2 separate regions of the Homo sapiens genome follow, and region 1 is linked to region 2. A link is a loop called in an ENCODE intact Hi-C map of the cell type or tissue named here. Cell type or tissue: PC-3. All regions are shown on one strand.

Region 1 (8,000 bases), 1.3 Mb after region 2:
ACCAAAACCAAAGACACAACAACAGTAACAACAACAACAACTACAGGCCAATATCTGTGATGAACATAGACACAAACATCTTAACAAAAATTTAGCAATCTGAATTCAACAACATATTAAAAAGATCATTCATCATTATTACATGTGATTTATCTCATGGATGCAAAAATTTTTCAACATATGCAAATCAATAAATGTGATACATCTTATCAACAGTACCAGGACAAAATCCATATGATTATTTTATTTGATGATGAGAAAAATATTTGAGAACATTAACATCTCTTCATGATTAAAAACTCTCAAAACAACTGAGTATAGAAGGAACATAGCTCAACATTATAAAAGCCATAAACCGCAAACCTACAGGTAGCATCATATTGAATGAGTACAAATTGAAAGCCTTTCTTCTAAGATCTGGAAGAAGAGTAGGATATGTGCTTTCACAACTTTTACTTAACATCATAGTAGTAGTCCTAGCCAGAGCAATTAGACGAGTGAAAGAAGTAAAGGGCATTCAAATTATAAAGAAAATAAAGTCAATTATTCTTATTTACAAAAAATATGATCTTGTATCTAGAAAAACCTAACAACCTCACCAAAAACTGTTTTAAGCTGATAAACCCATTCAGTAGTTCCAGGACACAAAATCAACATACAAATATCAGTGGCATTTCTATATGCCAACAGTGAACCATATGTTAAAAAAGGAAGTAATCCCATTTGCAACAGCTACAAATAAAATAAAATACCTAAGAATAAACTGAATCAAATACGAGAAATATATCTACAATGAAAACTACAAAATATGGATGAAAAAGATTGAACAGGACAGAAAAAAATGAAAATGTTTTCTGTTCATAGAATAGAGGAATCGAAAGCATTAAAACGTCTATAGCACCCAAAACAAGTTACAGATTCATTGCAATCCCTATCAAAAGACCAATAAAATTCTTCACAAATTAAAAAATATATATATATCTAAACTTTGTATGGAACCACAAAAGACCAGAATAGCCAAAGCTATTCTGAGCAAAAAGAACAAAGTTGGAGGAACTACATTACTTGACTTCAAATTATACTTCAAAGCTAGTAGCCATAACAGCATGGCACTATTATAAAAAAAGACATATAGACCAATGGAATAGAATAATGGACACAGAAATAAATCTGTACATCTACAGTAAACTACCTTTCAACAAAGCTGCCAAATACATACATTGGGAAAGGAATGGACTCTTAATGGTGCTGGGAAGCTAGGTATCTATATGTAGAACAATGAAAGTGGACCTCTGAGTAGTCTGTTCTCACATTACTATAAAGAACTATCTGACACTGTAGTTTATAAAGAAAAGAGGTTTAATTGACCCACAGTTCCACAGGCTGTACAGGAGGCATGGTTGGGAGGCCTCAGACAACTTACAATTGTGGTGGAAGGGCAATGGGGAAGCAAGCACATCTTCACATGGTGGCAGGAGAGAGAAAGAGATAAGGGGAAATTGCTACACACTTTTAAACAGCTATATCTCATGAGAACTCACTATCACAAGAAGAGCAAGTGGAAAACCAGACCTCATGATCCAATCACCTTTCAACAGATCCCTCCCCCAACATTTTGAATTACAATTCAACATGAGATTTGGATGAGGACACAGGAGACAAACCATATCAATCTCTATCTCTCACCATACACAAAAATCAAATCACCCTGAAAAATTAAATCACTCTAATTTAAATCTAATCTTTCTAATCTTTAAGTTAAATCTCACTGATTTAAAACCCGAAACTTTGAGGAAACACTAAGACAATGTTCTGGGCAGATTTGATTAATAAGACCTCAGAAGCACAGCCATCCAAAGCAAAAATGGACAGATGGGATCACATCAACCTCAACCGAAAAAGCTTCTGCACATTAAAGAAAACAATCAACAAACTGAAGAAACAGTCTACAAAATGGGAGAAAATATTTTCCATGTACCCATCTGACAAGGGATTGATAAGTAGAATATATCAGCAGCTCAAACAATTCAAAAAGAAAAGAATGAGTAATCAAAAAGAAATGGATAAAAGATCTGAATAGACGTTTCTCAAAAGAACAACCAACAGGCAAGTGAAGAAATGGTCAACATCACTATTCATCAAAGAAATGCAAGTAAAAACTATAATGAGATATCATCTGAGCCCAGTTCAAATGGCTTTTACCACCCTGACCCCGCCGCAAAAACAAACAAGCAAACAAACAGACAGACAAAAAAACAGGCAATAACAAATGCTGGTGAGGATATGGAAAAAGGGAACCCTTGTGCACTGTTGGTGGGAATATAAAATTGGTGCAGCCACTATGGAGAAGAGTGTGGATATTTCTCAAAAAACTAAAAATAAAACTACCATATGATCCGACAATCACACTGCTGGGTATATATCCAAATAAAGGAATCAGTATATCAAAGAAATATCTGTACACCCATGTTTATTGCAGTACTGTTCCCAATAGCCAAGATATGGAATCAACCTATATGTGCATCAATGGGTGAATCAACGGACAAGTGAAAATCCCGTCATTTGCAATAACTTGGATGAATCTAGAGTTTCCTCCAGTTAAGTCAAATGAAATAAGCCAGGCGCGGAAAGACAAATATGCCGTGTTTTCACTCACATGTGGAAGCTAAAAACAATAATTAACGAATGAAGATATAGAGAAGATATAGAGTAGAGAGATGGTTACCAGAGGCTGGGAAAGGTCTTGGGGGGTGGGGAGGGTATAAAGAGGGCATGATTAATAGCTACAAAAATATAGTTAGAATGAAAAAATCTAGTGTTTGATAGCACAATAGGATGACTATAGTTAATAATAATTTGTGTGTTTTAAAATGACTAAGAGTGGAATTGGAATTTTCCTAACATAGAAAAGATAAATGTTTGAGGTTATGGATATCCCAATTATCCTGATTTGATCATTACACATTTTAAGCTTTCATCAAAATGTCACATTTCCTGTAAATCGATACAACTATTATGTATACATAATAATTAAAAATGAAAACTTAAACAATTATAACATGTACCCCACCAACAAAAAGGAACTGAAGTGTTTGCAACTTCCAGTTTACCATTTCCTGTAAAGCCACTGGCTTACCCATTCAATTAATTTGAGAGAAATGAAGCCAGAAAAAATTGATAATTTTATCTTCTAACTAGGATTTGCGATAGTTCATTTAGGGAGATAAGAAATGGAAAAGTATAAGCTATAAATCCTCCATTTAGTTGGAACTGTAGCTTCTCATTATAATAAAAATCAAAAGCTAATGACACTTTCTAAATTTCTCTGCCATTTTCTTTTCTTTTTTTTTTTTTTTTTGAATAGTGGTTTCTAAGTTTCATTTTCCCACTTGAAATTGCCTCTGTGTATGTGGCATCTATAATCAATGACAATGGAGGAAAGAAATATCTGCATAAGTTTCTGCCCATGCTTTTTCCACTACTGTTTTGTAGTTAAAATGTAGGTGAATGAGAAATATGTAGCTGGTGGAAATAGGATATAATTTCAGTTTCCAATTGCCAGGAAATTCTCAACTTCTCTGATCTTGATTTCTTCATCTGTAAAATAAAGTTAGAATTACAGAACTATTGTTAGTATTCAACAATAAACTATGTGTAAAAGCACTTTCAAAACTATAAAACAAAAATGTGCATCCTTTGGCAGTTGCTAAATGTAGTCCTTAGGTTAAAGTTAAATCTCACTTGAGACTTTCTTTTTCTTCAAGCAGTTTATCAAGCTTTAGGATCTGCTGCCCTCCTATGGATGATGGTTGATAGTGCTGAATAAGTATGGTGAGTCCAAATTATTAGGAGTTTAATAATTTTGTTGACGGCGTAAAAATAAAGTTCATTTAGATCTACTTATGTTTATACAAAGATATAATATATATGTTTATAACATGTAAGAAATGTATATTATAAAACAAATTATGTGTACGTATATACGTAGACGTACAAAACCAAGATGAACACACACAACATATTTAATAGGAAATATTGTAGCCATTCTCTAAGCACTAGTTTCCTTCATATTCAGGAAGAAAGACTGTTTCAAATTAGGGCTAGTGCTATCTATAAGTTAAAATAATGATATAAATACATTAAAAGTTTAAGTAGATTTCATTAGCAACATACAGGGTCCATTAAGACGTTCTTTAAAATACTAAAATAATATAAATTATTATTCATTATTGGGAGTTAACATTTCTAAAAATATTGCCATTATAATACACTTACTATCTAGGATTTTCTGATGTAATTTTCAAGATAGTTGAAATAAAATATAACTAGGTTTCAAAATAAAACAGGGCAATAATTGTCTTATGTAAAAATCTTCAATACTTAGTTTCCTGAGGAAGAAACAAAACCGACACAGTAACAGTAACAACAAAAATGAAAAACAAGACTTTACAATCCTAACATTATTGTGTTCAAATATGTCTTTCGGAAATCATTCACATTTGGGATTTAATGAGAGAAAATTTTCCAGGCCTTAAGAATTTATTTGTTTGACATCATTTAATTATGAGTCTAAATAGATTCAAATTAAATAAAAATTAGATTACATGTTTTTATATAGATATTTAGTATCCGTGTACGTAATCATCATAATTCTATGAGAAAATATTATTTCACAGATAAATAGGCCAGTAAGCATGTGTGTGTGTGTGTGTGTGTGTGTGTGTATGTTTGTGTGTGTGTGTGTGTATGTGTGTGTTGAAGGGGGAAGAATGTATTACATTTGGTAAGTCTGGTTACAGTTCTCTTAAAAATGTTTTTGGGGCATTAAATTAAGTCCAACCAGTAACCCCAGGAACTCATACTAATCAATCTAATTGGGAGATTCCACTACAGGTTGGCAAAAGGCTTTGTCACAAGAGAAGAGATTTAAAAAGCACAAAAATGTCTTGGTGAATTCTAACACATTTCTAACTTTGTTTATTGAAAGGGTCTTTGTCTATTTCTGCTGCCAAAAATAAATTTATTTTAACCATGTGGCCGTTGAATGAGAATTTAAACAGACCATATTAATAATATTTTGAAATAAGTTTTCATGTGTAAGTACACAAAGATTGTATATTGACCATTAATTCCTGAAACCCTCGATACAGTAAAATCTTTATGCTTTTCAGATTCAACTTTGGTTAAAATTTCTTTAAAAGTGTAATTCTAAGTTCAATCAATTCTATGATTATATCAATCAATGTAGAAAAGCCTTAAGTATACTCCAATACCTTTATTGGTTAAAAAATAGAAGTGAACTTTCTTAGACAGATGAAAATTATGAAACAACTATTAAATGACAAAAAAACAAACAAAATAAGACCAGCAAGAAACCAAACTTCGGAAAATTTTCTACTCAACATTGAAAGGTTAGAAGAAATTTTTTAAAAACTCAGGATCAAGACAAAGATGTTGTTTAACATACTTTAAATTAATGTTGAATTTTATAATTTAATTATGCAATAATATATGGAAAAAAGTTATATATTATACAATATATGTATATACATTTGTAAATGTAGGAATTTATTTATATCAGAAAAAAGTTTATCAATATTGATAGATACAATTTTAATATACAGGCCACCTGATGTGCTTCATGCCTACAATCCCAGTACTTTGGTAAGCCAATACAGGAGGATTGCTTGAGCCCAGGAGTTTGAGATCAGCCTGAGCAACACAGGGAGACATATCTCTATAAAAATAAAAATAAAAAATTAGCCAAGTGTGGTGGTGCATGCGTGTAGTCCAGCTACTTTGGAACTGAGGTGGGAGAATTGCTTGAGCCTGGGAGGTTGAGACTACAGTGAGCCAACATCAGTGGCACTGTACTTCAGCCTGGGTGACAGAGCAAAATCTTGTCTTAATGCATACATACATAAATACATAAAATAAAATAAAATAAAATAAATAAAGCCAATATACAAAAGTAAATTGCAGTCTTACATACCCCATACAAACAAAAGTGAAATTTTAAAATAACGTTAAAGAAGACTCTAAAAATAATGATATACCCAGAAATAAATCTAACATAAAAGGAATATAATCTTTTTCAGGTGAATTATTCCATTTGTGTGAAACTTAAACACATTCTAAAACCTGTGATAAAAAATAATGAACTCAGAATCATCCTGTTACCAAAATCTGGCAGAAACACAACAAAAAATAAAATAAAATTCAGGCCAACAACCTTGATGAATATTGATGCAAAAATCCTCAACAAAATACTTTCAAACCAAATGCAGCAGCATATCTAAAAGCTAATCCATGACAATCAAATAGGCTTTATCTGCAGAAGGCAAGATTGGTTCAACATACACAAATCAATACATGTGGTTCATCATGTAAACAGAAACACAAAAACCACAAGATTACCTCAATAGGCACACAAAAGGCTTTTGATACCTTTATGCAAAAACTCAATAAACTAAGCATTGAAGAAACATACCTCAAAATAATAAGAGACATATATGACAAACCCCCAGCCAACACCATACTGAATGGGGAAAAGCTGTAAGCATTTTCCTTATAAACTGGCAAAGACAAGTATGCCCTCTCTCACTACTCCTATTCAACATAGTACTGGAAGTCCTTCCAGAGCAATCAGGCAAGAGAAAGAAATAAAAGGCATCCAAATAGGAAGAGAGAAAGTCAAACTTTCCTGGTTCACACACAACATGATTCTATATGTAGAAAACCCCATAGTCTCAGCCCCAAAGCTGCCTGCACTAATAAAAAACTACAGTAAAGTTTCAGGAAAAAAAATCTATCTACAAAAATCACTGCCATTCCTATACACCAACAGCGAAGCAGAGAACCAAATCAGGAAGGCAATCCCATTCACAATTGCTAAAAAAGAATAAAATGCCTAGGAATACAGCTAACCAGGGAGGTGAAAGATCTCTACAATGAAAATTACAAAACACTGCTCAAAGAAATCAGAGATGACACAAACAAATGAAAAAACATTTCATGCTCATAGATAGGAATAATCGATATCATTAAAATGGCCATATAGTTCAAAGCAATTTAGAGATTCAAGGCTATTCATATTAAACTATTAATACCATTCTTCACAGAATTAGAAATAAAAAACTATTTTAAAATATATATATGGAACCAAAAAAAAAAAAGAGCCACAAAAGCCAAGGCAATGCTAAACAAAAAGAACGAAGATGGAGTCATCACACAATCCAACTTTAAACTATACTACAGGGCTACAGTAACCAAAACAGTATGGCACTGGTACAAAAACAGAAACATAGACAAAGGAAACAGAATAGAGAGCTCATAAATAAGGCTACACACCTAACAACCATCAGATCTTCTACAAAACTGACAAAACCGACAAAACCAAGCAATAAGAAAAGGATTCCCTATTCAATAAATGGTGCTGGCATAAATGGCTAGCCATATACAGAATACCAAAACTGGACCCCTTTCTTACACCATATACAAATATCAACTCAAGATGGATTAAAAACATAAATGTAAAACCCAAAACTATAGAAACCTAGAAGACAACTTAGTCAATACTATCCTGGACATAGAAAAAGGAAATATTTTATGACAAAGATGCCGAAAGCAATCACAACAAAAGCAAAATTTGACAAATCATATCTAATTAAACTTAAGAGCTTCTGCACAGCAAAATAAACTATCAACAGTAAACAGACAATCTACAGAATGAGAGAAAATATTTGCAAAGTATGCATCTGACAAAGATCTAATATCCAGTATTTACAGGGAATTTAAACAAACTTACAAGAAAGAAACAACCTCATTAAAAAGTGGGCAAAGGACATTAACAGACAGTTTGCAAAAGAAGACATACATGCAACCATCAAGTATATTAAAAAGCTAAAAGCTAAATACCACTGATTATTGGAGAAATGAAAATCAAAACCACAGTGAGATACCATTTTATGTCAGTCAGATTAGCTTTTATTAAAAAGTAA
Region 2 (8,000 bases):
TTGGGAGAGTTTTGTTGTTAGATTTCTTCAGCAGGTGCTATGTTTGCAATACGCTGAGTTGTTAACGACTAATTATTTTATCTTTCCTGATCGATAAATAATATATTTAAGATATATTTATGCTTTCTGCTTTGCTTTATGCTATTCTGCTCTGTATTCCTATTTAGTGTACCACTAAACATAGTACATATAGTACACATAGTACATATAGTGTACACATAGTACATATAGTGTATTACACATAGTACATGTAGTGTATTACACATAGTACATATAGTGTATTACACATAGTACATATAGTGTATTACACATAGTACATATAGTACATATAGTGTATTACACATAGTACAAATTGAGATGAATATATAGCATGAACAACATATTATATAGGTAATTCATTATAAAATTACTAGGTTAATTTATTCTTTCTATAAAAAATATAGATTAGTTTTTATTTTCTTTGACTTCTCAATTCTTCTTTTGTTTCCTTATTTTATTTTACTCAGATGTGATATCTCTCACTTCTACTTCTCTTAACCATTGCTTTGTTTCTGTGTTATATGGAAGAGTAATTGACTAAAGGATTCCAGAAAGGTCTGTTGCACTATTTTAAAAGATAAATGTATGTATTAGTCCATTTCACACTACTATAAAGAACTATGCAAGACTGAGTAATTTATAAAGAAAAGGGGCTTAATTAACTCATAGTTCCACATGACTGGGGAGGCCTCAGGAAATATACAATCTTGGTGGAAGGAGAAGGGGAAGCAAGGCACGTCTTACATGGTGTCACGAGAGAGAGAGCACGCAGGGGAAACTGCCACTTTTAAACCATCAGATCTCATGAAAACTCCATCACTATCACAAGAACAGCATGGGGAAACTGCCCCCATTATCCAATCACCTCCCACCAGGTTCCTCCCTCGACATGTGGGGATTACAAGTTAAGATGAGATTTGGATGGGGACACAGAGCCAAACCATATCATTCTGCCCCTGTTCCCCTGACCAAATCTCATGTCCTCACATTTCAAAACCAATCATGCCTTCCCAAAAGTCTCCCATGTCTTAGTTCATTCTAGCATTAACTCGAAAGTCCAAGTCCAAAGTCTCATCTGAGACAAGGCAAGCCCCTTTCACCTATAATCCTATAAAATCAAAAGCAAGTTAGTTACTTGTAAGACACAATGGGGATACAGGCATTGGGTAAATGTTCCCATTCCAAATGGGATAAATTGGTCAAAACAAAGAGGCCACAGGCCCCACGCTAGTCTGAAACCCAACTCTGCACTAATTAAATCTTAAAGCTCCAAAATCTCCTTTGACTCCATATTTCATATTCAGGGCACACTGGTGCAAGGGGTGAGCTCCCATGGCCTTGAGTGGCTCTGCAGGGTACAGCTCCTGTGCCTGCTTTCACAGGCTGGTGTTGAGTGCCTGTGGTTTTTCCAGATGCACAATGCAAGCTGTCAGTGGATCTACCATTCTGGGGTCTAGAGGACAGTGGCCTTCTTCTCACACCTCCACTAGACAGTGCCCCAGTGGGGACCCTGTGTGAGGGTTCCAATCCCATGTTTCCCCTCTGCATTGTATTAGTAGAGGTTCTCTATGAGGCCTCCACCACTGCAACGGACTTATGCATGGACATCCAGGTGTTTTCATGCATCTTCTGAAATCTAGGTGGAGGTTCCCAAACCTCAACTCTTGTCTTCTGTGCACTCAAAGGCCCAACATCACATGGAAGCCACCAAGGCTTGGGACCTGCACACTCTGAAGCAATGGCCCAAGCTGTACATGGCTGGAGCAGCTGACATGCAGGGTGCCATGTCCCAAGGCTGCACAGAGCAGGGGGACCCTGAGCCCAGTTCACATGAAACCATTTTTCCTTCCTAGGCCTCCAGGCCTATGATGGAAGGGGCTGCTGTGAAGATCTTTCACATGCCCTGGAGATATTTTCCTCATTGTCTTGGCTCTTAACATTCAACTCCTTGTTACTTATGCAAATGTCTTCAGCCAGCTTGAATTCCTTCCCAGAAAATGGGTTTTTCTTAGCTGCCTCTTGGTCAGGCTGCAAATTTTTCAAACCTTTATGCTCTGCTTCCCTTTTAAACATAAGAAGTTCCAATTTCAAACCATCTCTTTGTGAACTCGCATGACTGAACACTTTCAGAATCAACCAGGCCACATCTTGAATGCTTTGCTGTTTGGAAGTTTCTTCTGCCAGATACCCTAAATCATCTCTCTCAAGTTCAAAGTTCCACAGATCTCCAGGGCAGGGGCAAAATGCCACCTGTCTCTTTGCTAAAAAAAAAGCATGTGTGACCTGTGCTCCAGTTCCCAATAAGTTTGCCATCTCCATCTGAGACCACCTCAGCCTTGGCTTTATTATCCATATCACTATCAACATTTTGGTTAAAACCATTCAACAAGTCTCAAGGAAGTTCCAGACTTTCTCACATCTTCCTGTCTTCTTCTGGCCCCTCCAAACTGTTCCAATCTCTCCCCATTACCCAGTTCCAAAGTTGCTTCCACATTTTCAAATATCTTTATAGCATTACCCCACTCTTGGTACCAATTCTCTGTATTCATCCATTTTCACACTGATATAAAGAACTACCCAAGATAAAGAAAAGAGGTTTAATTGACTCACAGTTCTTTCTGGCTGGTGTGGCCTGAGGAAACTACAATCCTGGTGGAAGGGAAGCAAAACATGTCTTACATGGTGTCAGGAGAGACAGAGCACGCAGGGGAAACCCACTTTTAAACCATGAGATCTTGTGAGAACGCTCTCACAATCATGAGAACAGCATAGGGGAAACTGCCCCCATGATCCAATCACCTCCCACCAGATCTTCCCACATCATGGGATTACAATTAGAGACGAGATTTGGGTAGGGACACAGAGCCTAACTATATCATTCTGCCCCCGTGCCCTCCCAAATCTCATGTCCTTTTCACATTTCAAAACCAATCATGCCTTCCCAGCAGTCCCCCCAATGTCTTAACATATTCCATCATTAACTGAAAAGTCCAAATCCATAAGTAAAGTCATGTGAACTAAAAGTCTACAGTTTTTATTTTTCTGATAAAATATTTTATTTAAACTCATTATTTTTAAACCAATTAATCAATATACTATCATCTTTAGTAAAGGATGCACCTTGAGAAAATATTAGAGGATGTGTTACATTCGTTACAAATTTCTCATTGTTGATTAAAATGTCAGCATTGCTCTCATTATGAAATTTGGGAAAGAAAGGGAACATTTTTTAACCCAAACTAAGTAACTAATAGTCAGTTTTAAAAGCTTAGTTATTTGGATTATTTCATTACTCAAAAACTGGCTCACTGACGATTCAGGACTTTTTGCTCTTACCACTTACATTTTAGTCATTACCCCACATGTCCACTAGATGGTGTGTAAGGACAGAAAAAAATAAATTAAAAAATCAAAGAACTTAGAGGGAGATGACCACAGTGTTTAAGTGAAGAGCTGAGAATTTTCTTTGGATTTTATCCCTAGTAATTCCAGTTACTCTAAAACAAGTGAGAAAGATCCATACTAAAGAAAACCTTTTTAATGTCATCCTGGCCAACATGGTGAAACCCCGTCTCTGCTAAAAACACACAAATTAGCTGTAGTCCTAGCTACTAAGGATGAGGCGGTAGAATCTGAACCCGGGAGGCGGAGGTTTCAGTGAGCCGAGATCGCGACACTGCACTCCAGCCTGGCGACAGAGCGAGACTCCGTCTCAAAAAAAAAAAGAAGAAAGAAAAAAAATTTATTTATGGCATTTGCCTACCAAAATTACTTTTTGAAAAGGTTTTCAAGTCATTGAACATAAATGTCTTTTCGGTCAGAGGCGTGCATAGAAATAGAGATGGGAAGGCAAAAGGAAGCAATACTAGCAACCACTGAAAAAACTCTTGTGGGCAGACAGGGAAGAAAATGTGGGCTGCTGTTTTGACTAGCAGCCATCTACAGAGGAATGTTACTGCTCTTTGAGAAATAGTCCCTCCTAGGTCATGGCTCATTGATGGCTGTGTCTGCCTAAAATGACAGAACTGTAAGGAACAGCTAGCTGTCAGTCATTCTACTCTTTGGAACTACCAGGATTCAGCTTCCACAAAATAGAGGTAGAAACAATGTAGGTGGTATTTGCTTGATATATTTATGCTGCTATGCTTTTGGATCCACATGTCACCTAACAAGAATTTTACTGACCTAATTGAGTTGACTCTGTAATTGATTTTTGCAAAACTCCCCCAAAAAGTAAAACAAACAAACCAAAATGTAGTATTTTATTTTCTTAGTTCTCCTGGGAATTCTAGAAACTTGTTTTTGCAGGAGTGGCATCTCCATATGCCCATACGGAATTTGTTCACCAAAGAAAGTTAAGGTTGACTATTGATATGTATTTGCATAGTACTTTACAAATGAGTGGAGGCGAAAAGGGAAGATACAAACACTTTGGTGCTGTACTAACTGGGTACTAAGGTCACTGAAATTACTCAGCCTCAGGAATCTAAGGAGCTCATTATGAATAACAAAAGAAACTTCTATCACTCAGAAAATTCCAAGGGTTTTAGGAGTTTTGTGCCTGGAACCAGATTGCCAAACATATTTCTTATTCTAACACAGCCATATTAAACTAGAATTTTTCAGTGTATCAGAGATTTATCAACAGAGAACAAAACTGAGCTTACATTGTCAGCCGTGGTGGTAATCTCATTTCAAAGCTATGTATACTTTTGAATGATATAGATATGAATATAGCAAAATTCTGATTTACAAGAATCTCAATACATTTGCTCAGAGCTGTGCTAGGCTGTAATAGTTCTTTTTCACAACTACCATTGTAGGTGAATGCCAGATATATGACAGTCACCTTCATACTAGTAAGTTTTCTCTATGAAAAAATTTCAAAGAATTTTGTGTCAGTAAAGGGTTGTGACTTGAGAAATAAAAATAAAATTCTAAGCCCCCACAACTGACTGAATGGATTTCCTCTTGACAAAGGGAACCACAGAGAAAACCTGCATTCACAACCATAATGGGACGGGAGATCAGTCATGCCTCATCATAACCCTTCCCTTGCTAACTGTCATTAGGTTTTCTTCCCTAAGTAGTCCCAATAAACTTGGTAGTCCCAAAAGTGGGATCTTTCCTTGTTTGGTATTGCAGAGCCAATACACAAAACCAAACATGAGCATCGAGTGGAGCAAAGAAAGGAGAAACAGGAACATGGCTCACAGATCAACTTCTCACCTAGTGAGAGGTGAGGAGTTAAAATGTAGAGTCTCTTTAAGGAAAGGCTTGGACATTAAAAGGGAGGGGAGGAATATTCATATCCTTTCTGGAAATGGGCAGTGATATCAGAACCAGAGTCCAACCTTGTTCTTGTTCTTTTATGGTTTCTTCTGGTCATTGTCATGGCGACTGTTAACTATCATGACCCGGCTGGAAGTGTCACTTAGCATGAAAATTGGATTATAATGAAGTCTGAGATATATTTACGGCCACTCAGTCAGCCATCTTGATTCTAACTGGTTTTTGACCAATTCTCCTGAGGAGGAACTTCTGTCTGCATGCCTTCCTGTTTCTAAAAATAAGGAAAGTTACAGTGAGGTAGAAGTTCAGCTATGTCACACAGGCATTATACTAGGTAATAAATTAACTAAACAGAAATCAGCCTCTTCAAAAGACTGCTAAATTGTCTTCCATGTATAGAACAAAGGTAAGATGAGATTAATAATTCCTTCACCTTCCCCTGAGACATCTGCTCCCTCTATTCTCTTTTTTCCTCAAATGTTCACCTATCTTATGTAAACTGTTCATTTACTGGGCACTAAATAATGTCTCACAAGTATGTAATCATTTGTCTCACTGCCACTGTCACGCGCATCCGTGTGAAGACACCACTAAACAGGCTTTGTGCGAGCAACAAGGCTGTTTATTTCACCTGGGTGCAGGTGGGCTGAGTCCGAAAAAGGAGTCAGTGAAGGGAGATAGGGCTGGGGCCGTTTTACAGGATTTGGGTAGGTAGTGGAAAATTACAGTCAAAGGGGGTTGTTCTCTGGTGGGCAGAGGCGGGGGTCACAAGGTGCTCAGTGGGGGAGCTTCTGAGCCAGGAGAAGGAATTTCACAAGGTAATGTCATCAGCTAAGGCAGGAACCGGCCATTTTCACTACTTTTGTGATTCTTCAGTTACTTCAGGCCATCTGGATGTATACGTGCGGGCTTGGGCTCAGAGGCCTGACAGCCACCACCCCTCCTTTTTTGAAGGAAAATTCATAAATACTAAACCTCCCAAGAACTTCTTTGGAAACAATTGATTTCTGTCAAATGTACTTTTCAGGTCATGTTTAACAGAGTAATCCACCAGCAAATGATTATTTAAAAAGCAGAATCCAATTCCTGCCCCCCAGACCAATGTATTTGAGTCTGGGAATGGTGCTCAAGACATTGTATTTTTGACAGAATTATCAAATTCTGATAAATTTTACAAATATCACAGTTTGGAAACAATTTCTCTCTTTTCTTTCTCTCTCTCTTTTTTTTTTTTTTTTTTGAGACAGGGTCTTGTTTTGTTGCCCAGGATGATGTGTAGTGGCATAATCATTGCATAGCTTACTGCAGCCTCCACCTTCTGGACTCAAGCAATTCTTCTGTCTCAGCCTCCTGAGTAGCTGGGACTGCAGGCGTGTGCTACCATGCCCACCAATTTTTTTTTTTTTGAGATGGAGTCTCACTTTGTTGCCCAGGCTGGAGTGCAGTGGCGCGATCTCGGCTCACTGCAACCTCCACCTCCTGGGTTCAAGCGATTCTCCTGCCTCAGCCACCCGAGTAGCTGGGACTACATGCGCCCGCCACCACGCCCGGCTAAATTTTTTTGTATTTTTAGTAGAGACAGGGTTTCACTGTGTTAACCAGGATGGTCTCGATCTCCTGACCTCGTGATCCACCAGCCGCGGGCTCCCAAAGTGCTGGGATTACAGGCGTGAGCCACTGCGCTGGGCCGCCATACACTATTTCTCTAGTTTTGTTTTTTGTTTGTTTGGTTTTGCTTTGTATTGTTGTTGCTGTTGTTGTTGTTTGAGACAGAGTGTCTCTATGTCGCCCAGGCTGGAGTGCAGGGGCATGATCTTGGCTCACTGCAACCTCCACCTCCCGGGTTCCAGTGATTCTTCTGCCTCAGCCTCCCAAGTAGCTGGACTACAGGCACACCCCACCACATCTGGCTAATTTTTGTATTTTTAGTGGAGATGGAGCTTCACCATGTTGGTCAGGCTGGTCTTGAACTCCTGACCTCAAGTGATCCACCCACCTCGGCCTCCCAAAGTGCTGGGATTACAGGCATCAGGTTAGTTTTAGTAAAAGTAAACTCTAGGATGTAAAGAATAAGTGTCTTTCTTTTAAAACTTTAAAGAATTCTAATCCTCAAAGGATGAGATCAGTGGGTTTTGGCCTATGTTGAAAATAGTGAAAGAAATTATTAGTACACCCTTGCATATCCAAGTGTCAGATTTTTAATATTTCACATAAGTCCTATGTTTTAGTTACTAATATTCTACTAATGTTAATTTGCTGTTCCCAATAACTATTCTATGGTTATATGAAATGTTTGTGTTAGAAGAAGTGGGGTGAAAAATATAAGGAAACTCCTTTTTCTATTTTTGCAACTTTTTATAAGTCAGAAAATAGTTCAAAGTAAGTTTTTTTAAGCTACTTAAGTCTTTGAATAATCCTTATTAGACCTTGTTGCAAATATAATAAAATAGCCCGGTGTTTTGAACACTGTGGCTTATGTTCTATTTTCAGCTATATTATCCACCAGCATTTTTCCTTATGGCTCAAAAGATTGGGCTAAACCAGAGCTAGATTCACTATGACATTGCTTCTATCCTTAACATGGAATTCTATGATTCCAATTTATATATTCTGGATATGTTATCCTCATCCAGTGTATATATTGCAAATATATATTTCCAGACTGTGGC

The links. Peaks named below come from ENCODE experiments on the same cell type or tissue, not always from the same donor. Only the 100,000 strongest peaks of a DNase experiment are listed, where the experiment ranks them.
Region 1: it touches region 2 in a loop (20-fold over the local background); 8 of 110 quality-filtered maps call a loop at or near these places.

Annotation. Positions count from the first base shown.
Region 1 is chr4:69,613,493-69,621,492 of GRCh38, forward strand. All of the region lies in intron 3 of UGT2A1 (UDP glucuronosyltransferase family 2 member A1 complex locus), which reads right to left. All of the region lies in intron 1 of UGT2A2 (UDP glucuronosyltransferase family 2 member A2), which reads right to left. Among named protein-coding and RNA genes, the nearest start is that of UGT2A2, 22 kb to the right of the region's middle. In PC-3, a CTCF peak has its summit at 3,770; a DNase peak (open chromatin) is centred at 3,799; H3K27me3 peaks cover 1,060 bases.
Region 2 is chr4:68,268,565-68,276,564 of GRCh38, forward strand. No RefSeq gene overlaps it. Among named protein-coding and RNA genes, the nearest start is that of TMPRSS11B, 27 kb to the left of the region's middle. RefSeq lists enhancers at 3,456-4,031, 4,032-4,606. In PC-3, CTCF peaks have their summits at 3,397 and 3,602; a DNase peak (open chromatin) is centred at 3,397; H3K4me3 peaks cover 729 bases.